2 separate regions of the Homo sapiens genome follow, and region 1 is linked to region 2. Evidence: chromatin loops called from intact Hi-C (ENCODE). Cell type or tissue: PC-3. All regions are shown on one strand.

Evidence for each region. Hi-C counts contacts between places; a loop is a spot of excess contacts. Peaks named below come from ENCODE experiments on the same cell type or tissue, not always from the same donor. Only the 100,000 strongest peaks of a DNase experiment are listed, where the experiment ranks them.
Region 1: a loop joins it to region 2, with 5 times the contacts of the local background. A loop is called at or near these places in 1 of 110 quality-filtered maps.

The regions. Positions count from the first base shown.
Region 1 is chr13:107,863,448-107,865,947 of GRCh38, reverse strand. NALF1 (NALCN channel auxiliary factor 1) reads left to right here. Exons shown (of 3, transcript NM_001080396.3): 1 at 1-266. Among named protein-coding and RNA genes, the nearest start is that of NALF1, 2.8 kb to the left of the region's middle. In PC-3, no CTCF peak of the experiment used is centred here; no DNase peak of the experiment used is centred here; H3K4me3 peaks cover 1,614 bases.
Region 2 is chr13:107,796,188-107,798,687 of GRCh38, reverse strand. The region is part of intron 1 of NALF1 (NALCN channel auxiliary factor 1); the gene reads left to right. All of the region lies in intron 1 of NALF1-IT1 (NALF1 intronic transcript 1), which reads left to right. Among named protein-coding and RNA genes, the nearest start is that of NALF1-IT1, 38 kb to the left of the region's middle. In PC-3, no CTCF peak of the experiment used is centred here; a DNase peak (open chromatin) is centred at 1,097; H3K27ac peaks cover 66 bases.

The sequences.
Region 1 (2,500 bases), 67 kb before region 2:
ACTTGTCGGATTTTTACCTTTCGTTTTGTAATTCCTACACACTTTGGGAGTTGTTCTCGGGGTTGTCCAGTCCCAACACTTTGAACTGCAGTCTGGATGTGGTGCTCAAGGAAGGCGGCGAGATGACCACTTGCAGGCAGTGCGTCGAGGCTTACCAGGACTATGACCACCATGCTCAGGAGAAATACGAAGAGTTTGAAAGCGTGCTCCACAAATATTTACAGTCGGAGGAGTACTCGGTGAAATCCTGTCCTGAAGACTGTAAGGTAGGAACCCTCGGGGGTTTCCCCCTTTCCTGCACTTTCCTATCTCTGCTTGGTTGGGGTGTCTTCTCAAGTTTATTATTATTATTTTTTGGCTATGGTTTTGTTACTTTGTGTTTTCTGCGGTTATTAAGAGCTTGGCTTGCTGTTTGAGATGAGAATACCTGGTGGATTGCTGGTGGACTGACTGATGCCTTCTTCTGGGAGTCCTTGGAAGATCAGGGAAGTCCCCGGTTATCTGAGATAATCAAGCTGGCACTTTAACTGTTTCTTACATTCATGCAGTTGGCTCAAACTCTGTTACATCTTTTAAGAAAAGGAAGTTGAAAAAGTCTTGTCAGGAAAATAGCAATGAGACTGCACACTGATGCTCACAGGTAAAGTCAGAAGAGTTCGAGACAGGCATGTGTGGTTTGCAATATAGATCTGCACACAGGAACGCTCTCATAGTGACATCATTAAGTTGGTTGAGCAAGAGAAAGTGGTTGTAGTTGTTTCGGTAGTTAAAAAGAATTACCTGTTTTTACAGGGGTAGTTCTGGTTGTTCAGAAAGTCTGGGGGCCTACCTGAGGATATTTACTTTTTTTAAGTTTTCTGTTTCCTCTTGGACATTTGTATAATTATTGATCTGGGACTCACTATGAATGAACAGTTGTAATTAGGTGTCTAGTGATTGACTAGCAATAGGCTATTTATCAGACACACTATGTAATTAGCTTGATTTTCAGTATGCTTTCCAGAAGTATTAAATAGCAAAACGTTGATGATGTAGTTAAAATTTACTGAAATATTTAATAGTCTGTATTATATTTAAGCTCTCCCTGTTCAGTGTAATAAAGAATATAACCCTTGCTGATGGGCAAATGGGAAGCCTGCGCAAGTTTCTTAAGAATTGGTCGATGCAAATGCAACAATAGGCGCAGGTTTTAATAGAAGCGTCTCTGTCCGTGGTGCTGAAATGAGATTTACCCAAGAGCTGTACTGAAGATGAAGATACTGCAGTGACCTTTAGTAGGGAAGATGTAATGACAGTATCTCTATAAGCCTTAATGTTTTGTTCCAAGGGTAATTTCTTACACAACACAATAAACGGGTACTGCTTTTCAAGGGAAATAATACACCACATTCTCTCTCTTTCTCTCCTACTTTCCCAATCCCATATACAAGCAGAACAACTGTTCCTCTGTCTCACTTGCGTTCTGCTGGGAAAATAAAGTCAAGGGTGGTATAGATCAAATAATTTTGTGATTTTTTTGATAAAAGAACTGGACTAAGGGATGCCTATTTTAAATGAACACAGTCGAAAGGCCATATTTTACTTTGGGCGGATTAGTTGTGCTTTTGACAGTTAAATTAAACTCAAACTGACCTTGCCTTATTCTCATTCTTCAAGACCAGAAACACAGCTCTCTGAAAATAGTAAGTCTGAATTTACAACATTAATTTAGAGTGATACTTCACTAGACAAGTGTATCTTAAACTTTTTTATCTATTTTTTTAACCATATCACTTTAACTTATGCCTGGGAATAAAACTTTAATGGTAGAAATTAATAATGAATAACTACTGCAATAATTGCAGTTATTTATTTTGACAAGATATGTTGCATTGAAATTGTAAAGAAAAGGAAACTCTACGTCTTCTAATTCTACTAGTAATAAAAGGATTGCAGAGGGTTCAGTTTAGTTGTGTTTAAGAGTGGTACCCTGTAATAATTATATTTGCCTCCTTCCCTGCATGTAAACCCTAATTTCTGATAATTTCCATTTGTATAACTCAGTATTTAAAAGACAGTCTGTATTGACAATAGACTGCAGCGTATTTTCAAATGAGCATGCCAAATACATCTTAATTTAAATGTTCAAGTAAATATATTAAAAAGTTTTCTTTCCCCTTAACCTAAATTACCTCTCAACTGTATATTTACATCATTTACATAATCATAGCGATAAAGTATAGTGTAAGTTAACTCATTTATAACGTTATTGCCTACTTCTGGATTATGTTTTTGTGTAAAGTAGAAGTTAATTGTAGGCACAAAAAAGCACATTATGAAAACCTTAATTTCTTTAAAAACTTAGTCTTCGCCTTGATAAGTAAATGCAGACACTTGATTTCTTATCACCGCAATGGAGAATTAATTGCATGTTATGTCGTGCAGACGTTTATTGGTTGTGGGGTGTTTTTTTGTTGTGGTTTCTTGTAAACTTGAAATATTTATTCCATAATAGCTGTTG
Region 2 (2,500 bases):
CATTCCAAACTGATAGAATTTTTGGTCTGAATTCCTTGGGGTTGTTTTCTAATAAATTAAATTGTAATCACTTGTTAATCTGCTTCTTAAATATATTTCAAAATTCAGAAGAAAAGGTGAGGAACACAAACACGAGAACTGAAGTAAAGGAAGGATATATAAGATGATAGGGAAAGAAAGAAGAGATTGATAAGGGAAGGAAAGAAGAGATTGATAATAATTGTGCTACCTCAACATAATATTGTAACATTTTGCAATTCTAGTTTCAGAAAATTCTGTTAATATATTAGAGAATTTTTGTTATTAATTTTATAAATAGCATCTCAATTCTGAATGGAAAATGTATTAACCTCTAGAGAGAAGAAGTTAGCATACTAAACTGGCAACATATATTTAATGTACATTTTACTAATTGTGCCCTCTGAAAAGTAATTTTGCATGCAAAGGACAAGAAAATACACAAAACTAAAATTGGCTGCAATCAACCATTGATATTCTCTACTCATTGTTGTTGAATGGACAGATGCCGTAGCGCCCCATATTCCAAAGAATGAAACCAGAAAGCCTAAATCATGGGGAAAATTATGAATCCTTTATTATACATCATCATGTCTCTGTGGCCAAAAATATTGGTTTTCATAGCATAGCAATATACCTGAATACAATCTGCTTATTCCAAGTTGAGGAAAATGGGATATGCTGTTTAAATTGGTTCAAATTGCTTTCAAATTTTTTAAATGTAGAAAAGAAAAGCCATCTTGGGCCATTTATATTAAAATGCATTTCATTAGTTCCATTGAAAGTATTCTTAGGTCAAGAATAGAAAAATAACAAAAAGTATGGTTCACATTTGTTATTCAAATATAAGATTGATTCTTTGGATTGATAAAATTTTTTTTTTTACTTTTATTCTTTTTATCTTCCCCAAAATTAGATATTTGAAAATAAATTAAATGAAATTTATCTTCAAATATAAAATCTGAAAATCAACAATATTTTAGCTTGTGAGTTTCATTCATTCTTCAACCAGACTGGAACGTCCATGAAGATGTGTTGTGTTCATTGATAAAGCCCCAGTGCCCAGAACACTGACTCATGTATCGTACATTCTTAGTAAATATTTGTGGATTACTTACTAAGCAAATGTTTATACAGACTGGGGTTGAAAAACAGGAGGTGGGCCGGGCGCGGTGGCTCACGCCTGTAATCCCAGCACTTTGGGAGGCTGAAGCAGGCGGATCATGAGGTCAGGAGATCGAGACCATCCTGGCCAACACGGTGAAACCCCCTCTCTACTAAAAATACGAAAAAAAAATTAGCCGGGCATGGTGGTGGGCGCCTGTATTCCCAGTTACTGGGGAGGCTGAGGCAGGAGAATGGCATGAACCCGGGAAGCAGAGCTCGCAGTGAGCTAAGATTGTGCCACTGCACTCCAGCCTGGGTGACAGAGCGAGACTCCGTCTCAAAAGACAAAGAAAAGAAAAGAAAAATGGGAGGTGATGAGGAATAGAAATGTAAAAATAAAAAAACAAAACGCCATGCTCACCTGTCAGAGTCAAGGGAGCAAGGGGATCTGGTGGAAGGAAACACGATCACCTCCTGGCTCAGAAAGCTTTTTGGTGGCCATGATCTTTGAAACAAACATGGGGTTCATGAGCAGCTGGAGTACATTTCAGGTTGTGAAGGGCATGCATTTGTGGAAATGGCTGAGGAAGTTTGGTGTTTTGTGGAGAATAAAGGTATGAGTATGACAGAAGTATTGGGCACGTGTAAAATATGGTAAAATAAGGTGATGGAAGAGTATGAGTGTGCCAGAGGTTAGTATTCTCTGTTAAGGAGTTTTTCTTCATTCTGTAATTAGAGGGGTGTCGTTTATGTTTTTATTCAGGTAAGCCTAACTGATAATTCAGAATGATATTTTAGAAAAGTACTCTGATAACGTCATGGAGAATAAGTTGGAATGGGGACTGTTGGGAAGATAGCAGGGAGGTATTTTATGATTGGTGAAGGAGGAAGGACCACCCTAACAGCATAGAGAAGTAACACCAACATGCAGGGAAGGGGAACGACACAAAGGATCAATAAAGCAGCGAGAGTAGTACTTTCAGACTTATTAATAACTGTTGGAAGAAATACAAATTTCACAGAAATTTTAGATGGAGTTGAAATCACAAAATATAATTAAATCTTGACCAGTGAAAAGTGATATTAAATACATCTCAATCATTTGTTCACATCGAATGAGAGAAAATAAAAATGCTCAGAAAATAATGAAGGCAAAAAGATTATCTTAAAACAAAACATTACACAAAAGTATTACATCAAGGCCTCCAAAATTCAATTAATGAATGTAGCTGAGCAATCCCAGAAAAATAAAAGATAAATGTTGACAAATTGGATGTTATTTGATGTGAACAAAAACTATTGTGAATTTATTACCGGGCTCAAGAAGTTAGAAGACCCAAACTACATAAAACACATGAAATGAAATCCTATAATT